Linked DNA regions of Mus musculus: regions 1 and 2 are each linked to region 3. The links are chromatin loops, found by intact Hi-C in ENCODE. Cell type or tissue: left cerebral cortex. All regions are shown on one strand. Region 1 has its middle 64 kb from the start of Gm24957. Region 2 holds the start of Arpp21 (cyclic AMP-regulated phosphoprotein, 21). Region 3 has its middle 200 kb from the start of Gm24957.

The links. Peaks named below come from ENCODE experiments on the same cell type or tissue, not always from the same donor. Only the 100,000 strongest peaks of a DNase experiment are listed, where the experiment ranks them.
Region 1: a loop joins it to region 3, with 2.2 times the contacts of the local background. A loop is called at or near these places in 2 of 42 quality-filtered maps.
Region 2: it touches region 3 in a loop (2.8-fold over the local background); 2 of 42 quality-filtered maps call a loop at or near these places.

Annotation. Positions count from the first base shown.
Region 1 is chr9:112,454,197-112,462,196 of GRCm38, forward strand. No RefSeq gene overlaps it. Among named protein-coding and RNA genes, the nearest start is that of Gm24957, 64 kb to the right of the region's middle. In left cerebral cortex, a CTCF peak has its summit at 3,646; DNase peaks (open chromatin) are centred at 764 and 3,589; H3K27ac peaks cover 3,327 bases.
Region 2 is chr9:112,232,382-112,240,381 of GRCm38, forward strand. It overlaps Arpp21 (cyclic AMP-regulated phosphoprotein, 21), which reads right to left and starts at 931. Exons shown (of 21, transcript NM_001362020.1): 1 at 711-931. It also overlaps a transcript of 2900079G21Rik not described here. In left cerebral cortex, a CTCF peak has its summit at 3,241; DNase peaks (open chromatin) are centred at 2,304, 2,875, 3,203, 3,517 and 1 more place; H3K4me3 peaks cover 4,195 bases; H3K27ac peaks cover 6,231 bases.
Region 3 is chr9:112,721,617-112,729,616 of GRCm38, forward strand. No RefSeq gene overlaps it. Among named protein-coding and RNA genes, the nearest start is that of Gm24957, 200 kb to the left of the region's middle. In left cerebral cortex, a CTCF peak has its summit at 4,057; DNase peaks (open chromatin) are centred at 1,242, 1,834, 4,089, 5,690 and 1 more place; H3K27ac peaks cover 2,222 bases.

The sequences.
Region 1 (8,000 bases), 270 kb before region 3:
TGCACATACAAAGACACATACCAGGAACATAGCCCACACACTGAGGTTCATTTATAGATAAACATTCACAGACATGCAGAGACACAAGAATATGAGTAAATAATACAGACACATGCCACATAGACATCGATAATGAGAGGTGAAAACAGGGAAAAACAGAAATATGTGGACATCGAATGTGACATGTGAATATGCAAGGTCGCCTTGCACTTTCAAATATCCAAATGAGACAGTTTAAAATCTTAATTGCCATTTATAAAGATCCTTATATGGAAGTACACAAGACACACATACACACACACACAGGCACAAAATCTTGCCTTCTTAAATGTGTATTGAATGCAGAACATCATGTATTTGTGAGTTAAAATGAAGCCACTCATCATGAGTCAATAGTAGTATCAACAATATTCACAATGAAGGAAATTTTCCTTTTATTAGAACAAGTACGATCAAGACAAAACCGTGGCCCTCTGGAATGAAATTGAACTACTGAGATTCGGACTCTGGATTCAATGCCTCTGGAGCTGGCATTGACCTTTGAGCTCAATGAACTCAGTCCCTCACTTCATAGCAAAAGCTGTCAAATTCCTCCAGGCCAGGAACCAGATGGGTCCTGCTCAGAGCACTGGTGTGCAGTGAGCTAAACTCTAAGGTCAGCTGAGGTCGCGAGCACCCCAGAGGGATCCTGGCATGAATTTCCGTCCCTCTCTTCCATGCTGGCACGGGTTCTGGTGTCCATATGTCTGCGCATACATAGAAGCTGAGGCAGAGAAACTCGTGAGGATTGCCAAGGCCCCAGAATACTGAAAACAGTTGCTATATCCTGTTGCCATGACAACCCACTCAGGAAAGAAACTAGGTGCCAGACTTAGATTTTTTGTTGTTGTTGTTTCTTTCTTTTTGAGTCCTAGAGGAGGATCAAGATGAGTTGATAACTCTTTTATTGCTACCTTGGGGCAGAGAGAAAGGTCTGTCCTGCCCTGTGTGGCATCTGAGCCAGCCTGTTACTCCAGGGATAAATAGGAATGCAGCTCTGGCTAATTTTATATCTCTCAGAGACAGAGATCTCTGGTAACAACGCTTCACAGAAAATAACAGCCTCCTAGAAGGTAACATGTCTATGAAAACCTGAGAATTCTTTGGCCCAGCTTCCTTAGCATGCCTAAAACTCTCTTCTCCATCTCCTCAGACTTGGTTTTAACTAAATCATTGTTCCTTCTTGCAAAGAAACCTATTCCTACAGATCCAACAAGAGTGTCTTGGGAGATGCAGAGCCAGGTCATCATAGAAAGCAAGTAAGAAGGTCTGGTGAGTGTGAGCAACCTTGGGGGATGTGGAGACCTTCCAAGTGCCAGTCTCTTCCAACATACACCACTTGCCTTCCTATAGGAAGTAACTGTCCACATTTGTAATGTTTAAGTTCAAGTTGCAGAGCTGATATCTACACAAAACTGTAAAATAACTGTCACACTCTTGTCTTGTAAACCCTACAGAGAAAATAAGTGGGTCCCATAAGACTAAAACAGGGCTTCCTCCAAAGCATAAGGTTTTGAGATCCCAGTGTTAGCAGTGGACTGCTGCCTTAACAGTTGTCCCAGAAGGCCCCTCTAACAATAAAGGATATCACCACTGATACCAGTTGCTTTTTAGAACTGATGGAAAGAACCTACTGCTGAAGACAAAGTAGTGCAGGACTTTAAATAAGATGAGGAAAGAGTTGGGAGAGTCTCCTCCCTGCAGGCTAGCTCATGTAGTCCCACAAAGTTCTACTAAGGTTGCTAGGGATGCTTATGAGTCAAAGTACCATTCAACTGTGGCCTCTGCATGTTTCACAATGGCAGTGCCAAGCAAGATGCGTCAGTTAGCACTATAGTGCCATAAGTGCTGTGGATAACGTCAGCTTTCTGATTAAACTTAAGGCCTAGAGCACAGGGGAATATTCACCACTGAAAACAAGAGCTTACACAAACCAACCTGGGGCTCATTGTTAGATTTAGGTTGCCTGGCCAAGAAGCTCCAAAGATCCATTTGTCTCTGTCTCCCCAGAATGGGTATTGCATATGTGAGCTGCCAGCCTAGCTTTTACCTGCATACTGAGGATCTCAGTGATTTACACATCGATCTAACACCCCAGCTCCAGTTCCAAGCATATATGTGTGTGTGTAAGTATGTATGTACGCATGTATGTATGTATGTATGTATGTATACAGGAAAATGCTTCTCTATCAACCCAGACTAAGGAACCAGCACCTTTGGGATTCTAATCCTGGAAGAAGTCACCACTGACAGCTTGTCATTCTACCCATGCTGACCTGTCACTCCACCAGACAGACCTGCACCATGCAGTCTCACTGGGCGCCTCCCTTTATCATCAGATCAGCAGGTTAACACATTTGTTTGCTTTTGGTCACTGCAAAACTCATTGGGTCACACCATCCCTTCTCTGTCTGTTTCCCACTGAGAATTTTCATCTGGGCTGGAAGTTAAACTTCAGTAGTCCTGTACTGTATACTCCCACCTCCCATATTAGTTGGGTTCAATCCATTCTCAGCATTGCTGGCAGCTTGATACTTGTCTAATTAATCTTGGAGCTCTCACATTGACATCTTAACACCCTGCCATGCTTCCTCAACCTTACTTTGTTTGCTGACTTTAGCAGTCCATCTCTAATGGCTTCTATCTTAGTTGGATTGGACCGTACCCCAACTCACTGTCTGTGTTAGTTTCATTGTGACCCAGTCCTAGTATGTGACATTTAATTATTGTTTCTCTATAATCCCCTTCCCACTTATTTTCATATAGATGGTATAGACAAAGACCAGGGAAGACGAATGGTATTTACTGAATTGAGATAGATAGCTAGGGCTAGATTCCCAACGTTCCAAAGCTGAATGCATCAATTTTCTACTGAATTTCAGTTTCACATATGAAGAGTCTTTATGATAAAACATATATACATCTTCCAGAACAACTAAATAACATGAGTACCACAGACACAATTACATTTACTCTGAAGGCAATATTTTCTCTAATCACAAAGTAACCCTGGGATCATGGTCACATACATGTTTTAGGCTTTTGAAAGGGAATATCTGCATTTTCTTTATGGATGTCAGGCATTTACAAATAGTTGAATATATATATATATATATATATATATATATATATATATAATATTTATTTTGTCATATGTATGTATTACATGCCATATATTCACAGGTAATGGAAATTTATTTTAATATATTATACTGCAAGTACAACTTCAGATCAGAGAGGGAAGATAAAGATGCTTGAATTTTTATGAGAAAAGAATCTGAGTAGCTGTTGTTGTTGTTTATTTGTTTGTTTTCCTGCTTTGAAACAGGGTTGCATGTATCTCTAACTCACCTTGAATTCACTTTGTAGCTAAGATGATCTTAGACTTCTGATCCTCCCATCTCTACCTCCTGGTTGCCAGGTTATGGGGGTGTACCATCACGTGTTTTACGTGGTTCTGGGGAAGCTGGAACTCGATACAGTCTGAGCATATGTGACAGATGAACAGAGTGAACAGCAAGTTATTTCAGGGTCAGATGCTTCAGGAATGAATCAGGGACCTGAACAGTGCAGAGCATAGCGAGAAAGCCTGGGCAAAGGGGGCAGCAGAGACTCAGAGTTTCCATTTGTTTATGAAGGTTCCAGAACTCAGCTCTTGCTTGAATGTGAACATAGGAGACACCTGAGAATATGAGGTTTTATCTCATCATTACATCTGTCACCTCATCGATTTTCTCTTGAGAAATTACATGGGAAGGGATCCAAAGGAATGTGAAAATTGTTATTTTATAATGTTAAGCCCAAAACTTCTAAACAGTTTTGAAGAAAAAAAAAATCACCTCTGTAAGAGATCTACTTAGCACATTTTTAAATGTTTCTGTTTCTTAAACTTCAAGTCTTCCTTAAGTTGTGCCTACTTTTACCTACCGTGGTCTTTAAATTATCACCATTTGACCTTCAAATTGAAAAGACAAAAAAACAACAACAATCAAACAAATGAAGAACTCCAAAACTGATTGTCCCTGGTGGAGGTTCAGAGCTTTCTAAATGACTAACTTTATACACCTGATACTATTGAAAGTCTAGACTTACAGAGCTGATCTAATCAAGCTGACCATAGTGGACCAACATGTGCATGCCCTCTCTCCTTGGTGCTGAAACATCAGTGAACAGAATAGGTCTCAATATCTTACCAGGTCAAAATGACATTTTTGTAGTAGGAAGCAAACTATATATATAATATTTAGTACAATGGAAGATATGGAATGCCAGTGTATCCATAAAGTTCACAAACTGAATTTTAATTTTAACTAGAATGATCAATGAAATCTTCATGGAGGAGGGGTCTTATTGAAGGTGTGGACAGTATCTGTAAGGAACAAACATCACAGAGGAGATAGAAGGAAAAAAAAATTTTCCAACCCAGGCCTTAGAAAGCACCATAGACTTCCATGTGTCTGGGAGGTGATCTTTACCCTCTGAAGTTCAAAGACTAATGAAAGACAGAGGTAAAGAGAAAGAAGAGAAGAGGGAAGATGGAGGTAAGAAGAAAGCCTAAGATATTTGGATCTCTTAACAGGAATTGCCCCTTTTCGCTTAGTGAGACAGGAAGCATTAGAGAGTTTTAAGTAGAGAGGTGGCTTGATTTAAGTAACATTTTAGCAGAATATCATCACAGAAAAGGGAAAAACACCAGAAGTTTTGATCTTAGCCATTCTGATTTGTGTAAGGTGGAATCTCAGGGTCGTTTTGATTTGAATTTCTCTGATCCCTAAGGACTTTGAACATTTCTTTAGGTGCTGCTCAGCCATTAGAGATTCCTCTGTTGTGAATTCTCAGTTTAGTTCTATACCCCCCTTTTTTATTGGGTTGTTTGTTTTTTTTTTTTTTTTTGTTAGCTTCTTGAATTCTTTACATATTTTAGATATAAGTCCTCTATCAGATGTGGAGTTAGTGAAATTTTTTTCACAATTTGTAGGTTGATGATTTGTCTTATTGACTATGTACTTTGCCTTACAGAAGCTTTCCAGTTTCATGAGGTCCCATTTATCAATTTTTGATCTTAGAGTATGAGCCATTGGAGTTCCCCTTGTGTCAATGAGTTCAAGACTCTTTACCACTTTCTTTTCTATTAGATTCAGTGTATCTGGTTTTATGTTGAGGTCCTTGATCCACTTGGACTTGAGCTGTGTACAAGGTGACAAATATGGGTCTATTTTCATTTTTCTACATACAGACATTCAGTTAGACTAACACTCTTTATTGAAGATGTTTTCTTTTTTCCAATGTATATTTTTGGCATCTTTGTCAAGGAGCAAGTGTCCATAAGTGTGTGATTTTATTTCTGGGTCTTTAATTCTATTCCATTGATCAACGTGTCTGTCTCTGTGATAATACCATGCAGTTTTATCACTATTGCTCAGTAGTAAAGCTTGAGGTCAAAGATAGTGATTCCCCCAGTCATTCTTTTATTGTGAGGAATCATTTTGGATATTCTTGGTTACCCAAGATACAGTCCACAGAACTCAAAAAGGTCAAGAAGAAAAGGAGCCCAAGTGAGGACACCTCAGTCCCACTTGGGAGGGAGAAGAAAGCAATCACAAGTGGGGAGGGAGGGACCTGGGAGGGAAAGTGTATGGAGGTTCAGGAGGGGAACCTGATCTGGTATTGGGCGAGGGAAAAGGGCTGAAGCTCTGAAGGCCAGCAGAAAGACTGGGAACAGGCAACCTCAGGAGGTAGGAGGTTGGGAGGACCCTCCAGAATGCACCAGAGACCTGCGAGGTGAGAAACTCTCATGACCCAAAGGGATGCTCCTTAGATGAAATGCCTGACAATAGGGAGAGCGAACTTATAGAGCCCAGCTCCAGCAGGAGGACAGGGCATCAAATGATGGAGGGGGTGACATCCCACAGTGAAAATTCTGACCCATAATTGTTCCTGTCTGAAAGAATTACAGGGATGGAAATGGAGAAGAGCCTGAGAAAAAGAGTATTCAGAGACAGGCGCACAGTGGGATCCAGCTCAAGGGGAGCTCCCAAGGCCTGACACTATTACTGAGGCTATGGAGGGCTCACAAAAAAGGACCTATCATGACTGCCTTCCAAAAGACCCAATAAGCAGCTGAAAGACTCAGATGCAGATATTTGCACCCATCCAATGGACAGAATCTGCTAACCTCTGTGGTTGAATTAGGGAAAGGCTGAAAGAAACTGAGGAAGAGGTTAGCCCTGTAGGAAGAACAACAGTTTCAATTAACCCGGACCACCGAGATCTCTCAACACTGGACCACAAAAAGACAGCATATACCAGCTGATATGAGGCCCCCAACACACATATACAGCAGAGGACTGCTGGGTCTAGGTTAAGTTAGAGAAGATGCACCTAACCCTCAAAAGATTGGAGGCCCTACGGAGTTTAGAGGTCACCTGCGGTGAGGGGTGGGAGGTAGGTGTAGGGACATCCTTGTGGAGATAGGGGAGTGGAGAAGAGCTATGGGATGTGGAACATTCAGAAGGTGGATGGAGTAACAAAATCTGGAATGTAAAAAAAATATAAATAAATAAATAAATAATAAAAAAGGAGAAAACAGCAGGTGGAAGCTTGCTGTATAGCAAGCATCCTGGAGAGAACCCTAGTAGGATCTAGAAGATAAGTAACTCACAACTCTCAGAATGTCCATCAAATTTACTACAGTCATGATGTTCTTTGTTCTGGTTGGTATTTTTTGTTAACTTGACATAAATTAGAGTTATCTGAGAAGAAAGAATAGCTTAAAAGAAAAAAAATAGGCAGGCTCATGAAACATTTTCTTAATTAATGATTGATGTGGGTGGGCCTAGCATATGGCTTGTGCCACCCTTAGACTCTTGGCCCTAGAGACAAGAAAGCAGATTTAACAAGCCACAAGGAACAAGCCAGTAAGCAGCATCCCTCTGTCGTCTTTTTATTAGCTCCTGCCTGCAGGTTCCTGCCCTGGATTTCCACAGAGATGTTGAACTGTAAGACAAAGAAACAACAAAAACACACACCAAAACAAGAGCAACAACAACAAAAAACAACCTTTTGCCCCCAAATTGCTTTTGTACATGGAGTTTTATGACAAATATAGGAACTTAACTAATTACCTCTTAACTTTTCACGGTTATATAAGAGTCAGCAAAGCATACTGAGGAGAGTATCCAATCAGGCAGGGCTGCGCGGAGTCATGAAGAGAACCTCAAGGTTCCAGCTTTGTGTCACTGCTCACGCAGGGTTAGGCTTTCAGTGACTTAATCTTTTCCAGTGTGTCATTCTGAGGTCTTGGTTTGGATTGGATCTAGATATCTCATCAAGCCATTGTAACATATATTCAGTGAAAGAAATTGCAAAGTTGTGTGATAGGTGTTTAATATTGATGACAACTAACTAGACATGATCTAGAATTACCATGGCAACAAACTTCGGTCTGTGATGTAACTTCTGGATGGAGGTGATTGAGAAGTTCCTAGTGATGGGTGGAACTACTCCATAGATCCTTCTCTGAATAAAATGAAGGCAGTGAGCACAATACTCACCTTCATCTCTGTCTACTTCCTGACAGTGGCTGCAATGTGATCAGCTGCTCACATTCCTGATGCCATGACTTTCTCACTATGAAGGGCTGTATCCCTTTAAACTGTGAGCCAAAAGAAATCCTTCTTTCAATGACTCTTGTCAAGTATTTTGTCAGGAAAGTAAGTGATAAAATGATGAAGGAACTTCTGTAACGATACAAAAGACACATAAAGAGGAAATCGGTATTCATGTACAGGGGATGAGTGAGCAGACCTAGCAATTTTTCTCTTAGAGAGAAAATAAAAATGAAAGATTCCTTGGTTATTTGTGATGTTTTTCAGAGGAAACAATAACAACTCTAGATACAAAGTAGATTCTTGTTTCTTTTTACTTACAAAATGTGTTGTTATGTGAAATACATTCAAATG
Region 2 (8,000 bases), 490 kb before region 3:
TGTCTGTTCTCGGGCTCCTTTCATTGCAGAGTGAGATGCCCACTCCTTCATTAAACAGCGTTAAAAAACAGACTGCAAGGAACTCCTCAGTGCAGCACGCTCTAACAGGGTGATTGCTACAGTTCTCAAGTAACCACACTCAACTGAGATCTATGACAAGCAGTCACTGAGAGATTGGCAATGTGCAAATCTAATAAAACACACACACACACACACACACACACACACACACACACACACACACACTTGTCTGGGTCTGAACTGAATTACCAGCAAAAAGAAATCACCATATAGTGAATGAAATTAAGTCACCAAGAAACCTAATGGTATTCCCCGGAGGAGCTGTTTAAGTTTCTTTAAATATGCCTCATCCAAAGTACTGTTAAATAAGCACTCACCGAGAGGAATAGTTACTTTGTCATTCGGACGACATAAATCATACCCGGAAAGGAGAAACTAAGACATGTATAATACAATGGTCTAAAGCAATGCCTTTAAATTTACACAGAAACCAAATCATATTAGCACAGACGAGCATAGCAAGAGATGATCTTTTCCCAATCTTTGAGAATGGAAACATGTATCACTTTAAAAAGACATCTAAATGTATTCTCTAGAAATATAAAAATAGCCTGCCAGTCAAAGCGATTAGAAAGCAAAGGAAGATGAGGACAAAGGACACTGAGAATCAGACATAAGCAGGTACATACCTTGAAGGGCTACATAACCCCGAAGACAGGGTCTCTCATGTTAAGATCACTCTGCTATTTGAAGGAAGCATAACTAGCCCTAGTGCCTTCCAAATGACTGTCTTTCATGAAAATGACATTAGCTAAAATGCCACTCAGACATCAAGCCCTATAGTAACATAATCCTGAAAGAGAGGGTCTACTTAGGCTGAAGAGCATATCAAAGGCTCTCTGATTTTCACAGAATTACAAAAAAAAAAAAAAAAAGGAAACAAGAAGTGCCTCCCTGCCTGCCCTGTCTACTTTGCTGCTTACTTAAAGCAGTAAACTGCAGAGTTGGGTTCCAAGGCAGATGAGGAAAGGGTGGGCACAGTTTAGATTTATTCTGCATTGGAGCAAAATTTGAAAAAAAAATACAGATTCATTTCCATTCTAGAGACTGTCATTCTAGCTTGCAGAAGCTGCATCCTTTGAGAAGGCAGAGAGCGAAATGATGGTCTCCATCTGCAACACGTTCTTAGGGGGACCATTTCTAGCAACCTCACCGTACACCTCCCATCCCGCCATGACATTACCTTCCTCATTGCTTTTTTTTTTTCTTAAGACTTAGGCTCCAGTCTTAGTCTGTGTCTGTAAAAGGTGATCAAGCTTTGAATTTAATACATCCGTGACATCCATGCTAAGCCATGTAATTTCTCTTCCGAAGAAACTTTTTAAAACACTTGCCTGATACAGATCCAATCCTACTATCACATTTATCACCCGAGACAGATAACGTTACACCAGAGGCTGTCATGGAAATGACTTCAAGATTTAAAAAAAATAAAGCAAAAAATTATCCTCCTCTCCCTCCCTTCTCCGACCTCTTGGGACCCAGGACCTCTGTGGTAACTGAGGAAAGTGACAAGTTTTCAACTGAAACAAGAGAATGTCCAAACTTGGCACCATAAAACCCATATAAAATTACTGGAAACTTCTGTTACAGAAAGCATCGTCCCTTTCAATTCCCTTCCCAGATTTCAATTTCTGCCTGCTTTGAGGGAAAGAGAGTCCACCCATGCCTTCCGCCGAGACATAGAAACAAGATAAACAACACAGAAACGACAAACAGGTCAAAGGGAAAGCACAGATAGATGGTAGAAAGAAAAAAAAAGGGGGAGGGGGCAGCAGAAGCAGAAAGCCCCAACAGCCAGACACAAAGGGCTTGTGATGCTCATGTCGGAAGACTTGGCTCTTTACCTGAAGGAACAGTGGAGTGACCCAGCGTCCCGGGTGCCTTGACTGACTGGATTTCGTTTGGGGCTTTTGTGAGTAATTATTGTTTCTCAGTGAATGCTTTGGTTGGGTCAGTTTGGTTTGTGGCTTGCCTTTGTTGTTTGGTCGATTTATTTTAACTGCTAGCAAAAGGAGCCCTTGGCTTGGAGGCAGGGGTCCTCGCGCTGCCCAGGCACAGCGCTGGTGGGGAACGCGTGGCTGCGGCTGTTGGACTGTCACCGCTCCGGACGCTTGGAGGTCTTCGCTGCTAGAGAGTCTGTATGTCACCACAGGCTGCTGAGCTCCTGTCTGTCTATTTGCCTGTCTGTCAGTCTGTCTGCTTCAGGAAAGGGGTTGGGGGTGGTGTCCAGGCTTTGCTCTGCTCCTCTCTCTTGGGAGTAGCCACCTTCTCCTGCAGCCAGTCCTTGCGCTGATCTGTCCGCCCCTCTGCGACCTGTGGTCCCACCAGCAATGCGGGAACCAGGTGACTGTCGTTGGAGCCCGCAGCGTCTCTGCTACTTTGCTACTTTGCGCTCCGGCCACTTCCCCAGGTCGGGTGGGAGGAGGTGACTGCAGGGAGCGAGTGCACGGGGCTGGCTGTCCCTGTCCCTCCCTCTCCGTCTCCCTGCCCGCTGAGTGCTCCCTCTTCTCTCTCTCTCTCTCTCCTCTCTCTCCTCTTCTCTCCTCTCCTCTCTCTCTCTCCGCTCTCTTCTCTCCTTTCTCTCTTCTCTCTCTCTCTCTCTCTCTCTCTCTCTCTCTCTCTCTCCCTCGCTCGCAGGATTTCGATCTCTCTGGCTGAGTAGGTCCACCTGAGGGTCACTCTCGCAGTCCCGCCGGAGTCAGCCAGCCTCAGTGGTGCTCCCGACCGCCCCACCCGGCCATGCCCTCCCACAGGGCTGGCTAGGCTCCCAGGCAGCGCCCAGCTCCTCCCCGCCAGCCAAAGACGCGTCCAGCCGGGCGGGCACCAAGAGCACCGAAAGCATTGCACATGCCCGCCCCCCTCCCCCCAATAGTTCCTGCCCCAAGACCCGTGCTGGCGACCCCTCTGCGGAGGGAGATGGCCCTGAGGGGACGCTCAGTGATGCCCGGTCTCTGGGCCACCACGCAAAGCCGAGGCTTGAGCGCAGCCGGCACCTGCTCTGTGCGCCAGGCGCTGCCATACCCACTGCTCTCACCACCCCTGGGCTGGAGACAAAGCGCATGAGCCACGCGCGCGGCAGCGCGAGCATCATTAATCAGAGGAAACTGGCGCGCTGCCCCGGCCCCGCCACCCTGCCTCTCCCTCCCAGCCACCAGGCGCGCCCCGGAGCCCAGCCCTTACCTACCTCGCTGGGGTACCACCTCGAGTCCTAGGGATGTTTGGCCAGAGCTTCTGGGTTTCTGGTACTCCGTGCTTACTCTCCGAGGCCAAGTGCAGAAAACAGCCCGGGGCAGCAACACCTCACCCCACCCAAGAAATGATTCTCAGCTTTGAGCTCTCAGATGCCCAGGCTTTAGAGCTGAGAGAGACTACAAGTCCTGCTGCTCAGCGAGACTGGTCCTCTGGATGCAAGACCGCCCAGATCAGTGCTGCCTGCCCCACTGGGCGCTGATGCGCTGACTGAGAGAAACCTTGCACTGCAGAGCCCAGAGGGGTAGGGCTGGGGCAGGGAGCAGAGTTGACACCTGAAGAAATAAAAGCTCTGATTTACCCATTTGTTTTGGAGATGAGTACTATTTTTATTATGTGCAATTCTTTTTTTTTTCATAATCTAAGGGCACACTACCAAGAGGAGAAAAAAGTACAGTGAAGAGTGAATAAATTTCCGGAATACCGCCCACCCGCTAGCGACTATACATCCTACTTTCCGACAGCGTAGGTCACCAGCCAAGATAGCCCATTCTAGCTTCCTACCCCCAGCTGAGAGCAAGGCATTGGATTCTGGCCTTCTTGGCTGGCTTGTTATTAATGGGTAGCAAAATTATAGTCGTGCACTTCTGTGTGCAACTGCCAAAGCCCATTTTAACAATATCCAATACCGGAGCTTCTGAGATGCAGACAGCGAGTTAAGTGTGAATCTGCTGCAATGCACAATATATTGACAACAAAAGCTTAGCAGTTGGTGATTAGTAACCTCATGAACAAACCACAAATATATAACTACCATAAAATATGCCACGAAAATCTCTTCTTTTATTTATTTATTTATTTATTTATTTATTTATTGACTTCTATTTAGGTACACCTACCTTTAATGGTGGTCGTTAAAAATGAAAAAACAAAAACAAAAACAAAACTAGGCTTATAAGTCACATGGCTTCCGTGGTGTTCTAGAAGAGTGATTTGCATAGAATCTTTATGGTCATGCTGTCGTGTGTGTGTGTGTGTGTGTGTGTGTGTGTGTGTGTGTGTTCGCTCACGCATGTGTACACTGCGGGGAGTAGGAGGTTGGATTGGTCCTTGCTGCACAGATCATTATTTTCTATCTGTTAGTGTCTCCCTCTGGGTTTCCACTTCTGCAGGGCAGGAAAAATCCACAGCAGAAAGTTTCAGGCAAAAGGATCCTCCAGCTTCCAGGACTCATGGGCACTTTGGTTTTAGCTCCGTCTTTCCTGCTAACTCCTCTCAAAACGTATTGGTAAATGTTTTCCAGCCACTTCGAATGCAACAGAAAAAAAAATCAAAATATTTCTAATCATATCCCAATCATATCTAACTCTAAAAACCAAACACTAAGTTTCTTCTTGGGAAAGTGTGTAAAGTTGTGTATGTGGTCAGTGTAGAAACCTTCCCATACACACACACCCACACACAGAATCCAGTTCTGTAAACCAGAACAGAAATTGCAGCTTTTGAAAAGGAGAGGGGAATTCTGAGAGAAATCCTGGTTTTCAAAAACAAAACAAAACAAACAAAAACTCTATCACTTAGACCGAGGAAAAGTTTCTAAATCTTAACAATAATGGACAAACTGGATGGTGATATTTAGAGCAACATCTCTTGTGATTTTTTTAAAGCTCTGTTTGAAAATAAGTACACTTGGATTTAAAACATTAAAACTCAACTGTATTTTTTGTCTTTTCTCCATATATAAATGGAGCCAACAAATCAGTGGCCTAAGATGGCTCAAGTTTATTTGAGGCCAAGTAACTAATCAGTATTCAGCTATCCAATTTAAAAAAATTTGTGTCTTGGTGTGGGACTGAAATATCCTCTTGGGGCTATTAGGCAGGTAGTGAGCAATGTTCTTATTGTAGGCGTTTGGAAGGTGTGCACATTTCCTTAAATGATTTGAAGTGGTTCTTAACGGTTATGGCCCAGACCTTTCATTGTGTAAAATGAGATCTTCCATGTCGGACCTCTGAGTGATAAAGTCACAGTGGCAGTGATATCCTCACTTTAAAGATGCCATGGAGGAGTGGCAAAGCAGGAGGTGCTCTTAGATGTGAGGGCCCTTGAGTGTTTGCTGGTACTGTGTTTGCAATGAAGGAGTATGCCTGTAACCAGGTAACCCTAGCTCAGGGAGTTGAGCTCACCTATACACTGGCAAACATCTGAGGCTGTTGGCAAGCTCCTTTAAACACATATTCCCTGGAGACACTAAATTAGTGCCCTTTAATGAAGCTCTCAAATTGGATTTTCAAAATAAGGCGAATTGCTAGAATAACCCAGCTACCTTTATGAGCACCTTTTCAGCTGAAGCGAGAAGTAGGATTTCCGTGCTGGTGAACTTGCAACATTTCTCAACAATTAGGTTGTGAGGAACTCCACTTAAGGGCAGACACCCCCTCCACAGTAAAGGCCCACATATTCCCTAGAGAGACTTCTCATCCGCCTCGTATCCAGCAAAACTGGCTAGGGTCTATTAAATATCAGTCTTGGATTTGGGTTTCAAGCTTTAGAAATATACGTAAGGGAGAAAGGCGAGGAGAAAGATGGGGTAGGGTGAGGGCGGTTTGATAGCAAGATTAACATTTCAACCAGAAAAGTCGAGAGAGCCCCATTCTTACTTTGTACTCAGCCAAAATAACTCCAAAAACACATTTCAGAACATCAACAAAGAATGTTACATCATGTATGCATCTGAGCGTGAAGAAATGTCACGATCAAAAACAAAGAGGACTTCGGGGACTAGAAACCAAATGTTCCGATGGCATAGATCCCTTGGTCCCAACTCTGTCTCCTCTGCAGCAGGCTGTGTGCAATGTAAGAAAATGATCCCCGTGAGCAGGCAGACCACAAATGACCCCTGGCCTGCACTCTCATGAAGTGATGCTCTGTTGCCAAAGCAGATCAAGACGTTTCTTAAAAATAAACGTGTTTGCAGCTTTCCTGGAGCTTCCTTGGAATCAGAAGAGAGGCACTGGGGAGGCACAGAAGGCATCTGCTACACGGAGGTTTGGAAAACGGGTCAGGGAAAGATCTGAGCAACAGTAGACCAGGAAGGCTGCTGAATAAGTTATCTTGTTTCTTTTCAGCACTTCTTGGGTCAGATACATTGACACTCGAAGCATCTTGCTTCCCCACCTCCTCATGCTGGAAAGCAGAGCATGGTGTTTGCCCATTTGCATCCTGAGAAACCCCAGGCTCTCATGGGGTCATGCATGGGGACAGAGGCAGGAGGACTTTCTGCAGTGCAGGGGTGGGACACCCTTATCATCTACTATTCTAGGACCACTTCAGATAGAAGTATAGTTCCACATGGAACCCTCTAAAGGCATATTGCTTTCTATTTTGCTTGTGGAGTATGCATTGTCACATGTGGTCTGGGCACACATGTACTTGCAGTTCACATTCACATGTGTGTACGTATGTATGAAGGCCAGAGAATGACATTGGGGTCTTCCTCTGCCAATCTCCACTTTTATTTATTAAAGTGGGGTACCTCGCTGGGACCAGAGCTCACTGGTATATGGGGTCTAACTGGCCAGCTTGGCCAGGGCTTTTGGGGCTCCAAGCTCATCTGGCTTTCCTGTGGGTTCCCGGGATCTGAACTGTGATCCTGAAGCCTGAAAAGTAAGCGCTTTCATCCAACGAGCCATTTCCCCAGACAAAGGTGTTATTGACTTAAAAGAAAACAAACACACAGAAAACACTAGGCCTAAAAAATGAAAGTAGAGAAAAAGCACAAGCCTTAGGAGACCACATAAGAAAAGAGAGGTCGATATGTTATCCAGGAAAATCAGGAAGGACACAAAACAGAGCCTCAGCTGTGCCACACTAGGTCTATAGTCCGTCTCTTTTATAGCCTTTCCTGGGCACATAGATTCCCCAGGATGGACACTGGTTCCTTCCTCACACAGGAGCAGATGAGTGTCACTATCAGATATTTGGCTTCTTAGCCATGAGTAAAAGCTATTAATTAGGCATTACGGAGGGTGGGGGGGTGGGAGATGGGGACTAGCTATAGCCCATTTCTAATTCAATGCAGAACATCTGAATTTGAAATTATTTTCCAAACCTGAAAGTGAGGTGTGTGTGTGTGTGTGTGTGTGTGTGTGTGTGTGTGTGAATGTGTGTATATCCGTACATACACTTGATACTTCAAAAAAGACTTAGGTCTTACTAAAAAGATAATTGTCATCTCATATCCAATGTCTCCAGAAGGACAACATTACAGAATTATCTGAATAAATGTACAATTTGTTCTCTAAAGCCATTCTTCAAAGAACGTCTCTTTTTATTTCCTTTTCATAATGAAATTTACATTTATGCAATGTAAAGAGGCATTTTGGGGAAAAGAAGAGAATTTCAAAATCAAAGGGAACAGAATAAAACCTTTCCCAGAATACAACCACCCAAGTTGCCATGGCTTTTTGCTTAGCCAATCTCTATGCATAGGTATCTGCAAATCCGTGGATCTGTTTTGCAATAATGGCTTATAGAATACGTGTTATTTTATAATCCACTCCCCTGTTCCCTGCTCGCTTCTCTACTTTTAAATGAATCATAAGTTTCTTTCTGTGTCTTTGACTATACTGGTATGTTAATGACAACACAGTAGTTCATTAAATCTTTAAATGTACTTATGCTACAAGTAAAAGAATACATGAGTTACAACCTGGAAGATTTTATTC
Region 3 (8,000 bases):
CTATGGAAGTGATTAGACCAGATGTTCAAGTTCCTGGTGCCATGAATTTACATACTGCCACAACAGACTGTACCTTGAACTGTGAGTTAAAATAAAGTCTTTTTTGCTTCTGGGGGTTTTTCTTTCCCAGCCACAGAAAGATATCTGAAGCATTCCTTGAGGTTCTCCAAGAGAAAGGAGTCTTCACTAAGGCACTAAAATATGCTTTCCTGAAGGGAATGCAGCCTCATTACCAACCTCTGCTGCTGTCTTTGGCTGTTTCTCAGTTTGGGTATAAAACATTAGGGACTGTAACTTTCACCATTAAGTATCAGAACTTTGTATTTTAGTGAGGTAACATGGCCATGTGATGTCAGATGCCATATGGTAATATGCAACCATTTCTGACCATGATGACGTATAATTATTGTGTTGTGGTTATTGCAAAACACACGGGAACATGGTTGTTCCAGTCATCAGAACCATATGATGGTGACTGATTCCTGGTGTCCCAAGGCCAAAAGTAAGAATGTCAACTGCCAACTTACTAAATTGTTAATATATATATATTATATATATTATATATATATATATATATATAGGCAGATATATATATATATATATATATATATATTATATATATATATATATAGGCAGATCCTAATCACAAAGATAAACGGTCCGAGTGTCTCAACTTGTTGAATCTGTTTGAAGAGTCTGCGCCCAGAAAACCTAGGAAAGAAGAGTCCAATTCCTCCCTTTCCATGGCAATACGATGTGTCTGTGTCTCATGGAATATACACTCACATTTAATTTTGCAGAACTATAAAAGCCCTCAGTTTGCACTCATTATGGATAGAACTCCCCATAGCCAGGTGGATGGGAGGCCTGCTCCTGGGATGGACCATGAACCAATTCTCTCAATTGTCTAGTGTTTGCTTCATGGACTCATGAGCCAAGTAGCTGTTTGGCAGCCACAAGAACTCCCGGGCAAGTTCCGCAACTTGAAACCCCGAAACAGTCCTTCCATGATCAACTGCTGTGCCTGCTGGGTATCCAAATTACCAACGGCAGAGGTTACATCCAAACACTGATATGGCTCCATTCCCAGGTTGAAGGTGGGGAGAGATTCATCAAGCCTCCTAGTGAGAGTTTGATTACATTGGACCCCTTCCATCATGGGAAGAACTGCAATCTGTTCTTATAGAAGGAGACATCTATCCTAATGCAAAGTTCCCTTCCTTGTGTAAAATTCTCCCTTCAGATTCATCTTACTTGAACAGGACTGTCTCTCAGGTGCAGGATGGCAGTTCACGATGCTCATCTCCACCCTACAATTGTGGAGTCTTACTCTGCACTGGAAGTAGGTGATAGGATTTGCCCTTGGCATTCTCTGGCTAGAATGTGTCCTATCACCTAAAGAGAATTGGCTTTCTGCGACAGCTTTCTGCGACAGCTTCCTGCTCTTCTGAAGGGAGATAGCAACTTGAACAAACATGGGACAAGATTTATCTGAGTTAGAACATATCACTATCATGAAGCAGGGTGCGCACAGAAGTGCTCTGCTCATCTAAAGAGTAATTTATAGAATTGTTGCTTTTTATTATTTCTTGTGTGTGTCCATATGTGTGGCTCTGTGTGCATATATCTGTGGGTATGCCTGTATGTGTGTGTGTATGCACGTGTCTGTGTGTGTCTGTGTGTACATGTGTCTATGTATATGTCTGTATGTGTCTACATGTGTCCCTCTGTGCATGTGTCTCTGTGTGTGTCTCTGTGAATATCTGTGTGTGTGTCTTTGTGTTCCTGTGTGTGTGTGAATGTAGGTGTGATCATAGTACAATGTTCCTGTAGACACAGAGGATAACATCTGGGAGTTGATTCTTGCCTCCCAGCTAGTTGATATAAGATCACCTCTTGCTTTTTTTGATGCTGCTCTATATAGTCCCAGCCGGCTTCTTTCTGGCAGGGTTCCTGCCCCTGCCCCTCATCTTTCCTCAGACTTCTGGCTTTAAACACACACACTGCCACTGCATCTGATTCTTTTACAGATCAAACTCAGGTGAAGAAGCCCACATGGCAGCTCCTTTCCCTGCTGAACCATTCTTCTGGCTGCAGAATCTTTTTATTATTAAAGTCACAAACTTGATTGCATTAAATTTCCTAGTTCCTAAGAGGAAAAAAAATTTTTTTTCAGAGAACACATTTCTAGAACCCCAAATTAGAAATCTGAGACTATTTATTTGCCAAACTGGTCTTTGATCTGGCAGACATAGGACAGGGTTGGGGGAAATGTTTCAATCCTTAAAAATAAAAGGGAATCTGTCCTGTTGCTGCAGAACAAATGTAAGAAAGGCTGTCTTGGTATCAGAAGTGAGGACCCTCCTGTGAGCTGGACTGTCACTTCGGTATCCCAACTTGTATTTGCTATTTAAATCCTTTGTAAGGGAATTCTATTCTTGGTTATTGTTTAAAGCAGTTGATCAAGAGAAACATGAAAAACTACTCCAGGGTGTTACAGGAACAAAGAGAAAAGGAAACCAAGCTTTATGTTCAAATTTAAAATGATAACTTTAAACAGCTGTGTGTCCCAAGGTTAAAAACAAGCAACGCCAATTTAGAAAACATGGAGAAATATGTAGGAGATGATTTAGTGTTTACAATGGCTGATGGATAGGGATAGAAAGTCTGGAGACTGTCTTTGGGTGATGTCCTCTGATAATAAAGAGCCACGAAGAGAAATGACTTGATCATATATGCATTCTAACAAGCCAAAAGCATCTCAAGCAAGTAACTGGATGACTAACAGACATTCCGTGAATGGGTGAATGAATAATTGAAGGAAGGAAAGTGAAAAGTGCAGCCAGGAAACTCTGAAAACTCTTGAAGGAAGAGATCAGAATAGGTAGAGAAACATTCTTCAAGAAATATGCTCTTCAACCTGGCGGCATCCCTCCAGACACACACAGTCTACACACACACACACACACACACAGAGAGAGAGAGAGAGAGAGACAGACTACAACTGCCAATGACACAGGCTGGGACATGCCAGATGTGGGTGTCAATCCCAAGTTCTTCCATGCTGTCCTTTAAAGAATACTTAAGAAAGCAGAAAACAGAAACAAGGAAAACAACCAAAGGGTGTGTGTGTGTGTTGGGGGAACCTTTCTCTCCATTCTAACTCTCTCAAAGCTGAATTAAGATGGCATCTATTTTCCCATCAAGATGTTCCATAAGATTTATTGCCAATATTGTCTGTGCCAAAGTCAGCCCAGTGCTACACAGAACCAGTACAGTACATTATACAATGGCAGTCGCGTTGGCTGGGAGTGGCTCCATATTATTGAATTAAAGACTCTAGGTAGATATTTGAAAGAATCAAAAGGTCATAGAATTACTCATACAAAGCACCATGAACTACAGCCACACTTTTTTTTTTTTTTTTTTTTTTTTTTGTCTTTTGAGTGCAATTAGGCTGAAGCCCACAGGGAAGTCACCAGATTGCAGTCTGCATTTAGCAGGGACAGGAACTGACCCTTGTGACTAGGTTCGGTAGCAGTGTTGTTTATTTTCTATTATCGGCAATGCTTAGCATCATGATATTCACACAGCAGGCTGATAACATTGGTTCTGAAGTGTGCAGTATGCTCTCTCCCACATAGAAGAATTTCCACAGGCAAATTACTTAACCCCGCTGAGCCACACTTCCTTAAATTGTAAAAGGAGGGATAATACTGGGCAGCATAGTTAAGAGGATTAGAGGTTGTTTTCTCTGCTGAGCAAAGTTTCTATTATAAAACTCCTATTATTCAGGCATTAAATCTTGCAGGGGCAATTTGTAAAGTAAGATTCCATTTATTTAAATCAAGGAAGCAAGAAAGAAAACAGGTATGAAACGTTCTGCTAGACTGCTTCTACACTATCCTCAGTCTTGTTTATCGGCATTCTGCCATTATTCTTGCTAACATACAAAGCAAAGGGTTTCATCGTGGCTTTAGAGTGTGAATGTCATTTCTCTTTGGTCTTCCTTTCCTCTTGCTCCACCCTCTTGTTTGTCGCCTACCTTACACCAGGGGGCTCCTTCCCTCTGTTCCAGTGTCAGTGTCACGTGCATTCCTGCAGTCATCCTTTTATTTCTCAGTCCTCGCCCCCTTCATAAGCTCCTCCTCTCAAGGCAATGTTCCACTTCTACTATCCCAGCTCTCCCCACCTCACTCAAGTTAAAATATGCAGCCTGCGGATGAGATAAAACACGCAGTACTTGTTTTTCCGCAACAGGTTTATGTCACCTAACACAATGAACTCCAGTTACACCCATTTTCCTGCAAAGTCACAATTTCAATTTTCCTTATGAAGGAGTGAAATTATATTGTGTGTATATTCCTCATTTTCCCTGTCCACTATGTGTTTTTAAACATTTAGGCAAGTCCATTTCTTACTTGTCGATACTGCAGAAAAAAAAATTGGATGTACACGTGTATCTAAAGTATATTGATATAAAGAGCTAAGGGTATATATCTGGGAGTGATACACCTAGGTGATATGAGATCTGCTCTGGATGGTGTGAGATGGAATCTCAAAACAATTTTAATTTGTATTTCCCTGATGGCTAAAGATGTTGAAACTTTCTTCAGTTTTTATTGGGAATTTTGCATCTTTATACACTATAGTCCATAGTTTTCTGTTGTTGTTTTGTCTTATTTAATTTTTGAGGGGGAGGCTGTGTGTGGTGTGTGTGCATGCATGCATGTGTGTGCACATCTCCTGTATTTTGATGTTAGGTTTCTGAACTCATATCCTCAAGCTCTTCAGCCCCCCAAGCCATCTCCTCAGACCCTAGGTATTTCATTGCGACATTATCATTGTTACAAATAAGATTGATATGTCACATGTAAAGCAAGCCTGCAGTGGATTCAGGCTCAGTGAGAGACCCTGTCTCAAGCTAACATCATGGAGCACAAGAGAGCACACTGTCTAACACCATTCTCTTGCTTTCATGGGACAAACATCTTCACATACATGTACACAAGCACATACATATGCACACATGACATATTCAAGGGAAATTGCCTAAACAACTCTATATAATATTTTGGGAATGACCACAAATATTGCTTGTAGGTTGTCTGATCTTGGGTGATTATTTCATCTGCTTCTTCAGACTGATAGTTTTGCCACTTTTTAAAAGACTTCCTCCAACATTGAATTATTTCAGTCTTTGTCAAAAAATGAGCTGTACTGCTGAAAATTTCAACAACTGAAAAACACATAAATCATATGTGATATATCCTCTATAGATACAAAGACACATGTTTGCATACATGCATAAGGCAGGCATGCATGGGCACACCCATATGACCATGTACATATATCACTATACACACCCAAAGAAAATGTTCTTTTTTTGTTTGCTCTCTGTACACACATACATATATACATATCACACATATCTGGATATATATTTGTATCTATGCATTTATACCATCTGTATATGTCTATATGTGGATGTGCAAAGATACATATAAATATGTAAATGTATGCAAATCCCTCCATCTCTCTTTCTCTCCTCTATAACTTGTTACTGTGACTTCACTTCTTCCTACATGTGAAACTGCAGAGCAGTGTGCTTTTGCCACCATTACATTGTAAAATCAATACTGAAATCAGGAAAAATAGCCTACAAGCTCTCTACCTGCCTCCTGGGTCCTTTCATCACAAAATGGCTGTTAATGAGTCATAGAAAGGACTTAGCGAACATTAATATCAGACTACCTACAATGAGGTGCTAATTAAAATTAAGTCCCTTCTTCATTTAAGATGCAACAGGAAAGGAAACCTGATACAGGCCAAGCATCACTGTGAATTTTAATTAAAGGAGATTTGGGAGTGGGCGAATTCCAGAGAATCACAAAGATCCATTCAGCAGATAGAGCGTTTCCTCAGCCTCAGTGCAAGGCAGCTGAGGGTGCCCGCGTGTCATGGAAATCTCTCACTTCTTCGGATCAGCACACCACTTTCAGTGTAATTATGAGGTTCATCCTTAAAATTTGTTGATTTCATATTTGCCTGCATGTATGCTGACGAAAATTAATTAAACTTAAATTGAACACATCAATTACAGCACCTCTTCCAGCACGTTATTCCTCCCTGATTATGTACCCTATAAAATTGCTTTAATTTTTAATTCTGTACTTCAAAGTCAAATAATAATATGTATTTCTAATTAAGCCCGCTTACATATCTCACTGCTGATTAAACCGTTTTAATATTTTATGACACCAGTCACCTTAAGTTCCTACCTCTGACAGCTATTGCCTCTCTGCCTGCCTTTCCTACGCCATACATCTATCTTATCAAGGCACCTAAAACTACCTACTTCCTTCATTCTGGTTTATAGTGAGAGAAACGGTCAACATTTCTAGTCTCAAAATGAGGAGACAATGAAGAAGAAAACTTCTGAGATGACGAGAGAAATGCCTTGGATACCATTGCAGGGATGTGTACGTTGTTTTTATTAATTTTTCTCAGCTTGCCTGTAGCTTACCAACGGTTGAAATTTGGCTTTTAAAATCTAGGGAGGGGAATGTAGGACAAGCCTGACACCCTGATACAAATACCCCTAACCACAGCATCACTGTGCCAACCACATTAAAGCCCATCTTTCTAAGAACAGAATCATACAGTGATGAAATGCAGCTAACATTTTGCCAAGAATCACCACACGCAATTTCCCTGATTGCTTTACTGCATCCTTAGAAAAGGCTACAGCTGAGAGGACCTAGGTGTAGAAGACTTAGAGCAAAGCATGCTGGGGAAAACCGTTGCTAAGGAGCAGAATCTGGAAGGTGGTTCAAGACCCTTTGGTCCTAAGATGGCCCATACTGCCTTCATTCATTCTGGTTCAATTTGCTGCCCTAATGCGTTTTTTTTTTAATCAAATTGAAACTCAACAATGAATTGCTTCTAATTCAGAGCTCTAGGATATGTACCTTGGAATCCAGAGAACATTGTATCATTAGATACGAGCTATCTAATTCCTGTCCTGCATCCCTTTCCCTTGCTTTACTTAGCCCACTTAGCTGGGACTGAGGTCATGCAGGTCACAAGTCTGCTCAGGAGGAATTAAATCCCAGGCTTATTTATACCAACAGAGCATGATCACCATGAGGAGCTGTTCCATGCCACAGGTTTAACACTTGGATGAGATGAGCATTTAAAATAGTTAAACGTGGAAAGATGGCTGGACATGACTCTTTTTTTAAAAAATATTTTTTATTATTATGTATTTTCCACTTATCTGGAATCCCAGCACTCAGGCCAAAGCAGGTAGATTTCATGCCAACCTGAAGTGTAGATGGAGAAAAGAAAATAACTTTTAAAGGCAGAAAGGAAGGATAGAAAGAAAGAGAAAAGGAGAATGGGAGAGGGAAGAAGGAAGGGTGGGAGGGACGACCGACAAATGGAGGGTCGAAGGAAGAACAATCTGTAAAACATACATGCTATTGCCTTAGAGCATGAGAGTATGGTACCCAAAAACAAGTAAATGAAGGTACCAAAATGCCATCCTTGCAATCATGGCAGCAACCCTTGCCTACTGAGGGCTTGTACAAGACTAATCCACTGAATATTCAGTCAGTTATCAGTGGAGGGAAGGCTCATGGGCCTTGCCTCACCCCAGCCAGCAAATTGCAACAGAGGGTTACTGGAACACAGGAAGTCATTGCCTTAGGGTAGCTACAGATGAGCCATTCAGGTTCCAGGGATGTCTCATATCTTGCCCATGTGATAACCACAGTGAGCCTTAAAGCATCACAAAGCAAAATAGAACAAAAGACAGGAAAGTTGGATGGTAACTTGGTGGCAGTAAGGGTGGAGTCAGGGTGGGAGGTAATAAAGGGTGGAGGGATAAGGATGGCCTGAATATATACTGTACATGCACAGAATCACCAAATGATATATTTAAAAACTATATAGTGGGCCAAAAATAAAAACTATTAAAATGGACTATATCAGAATTA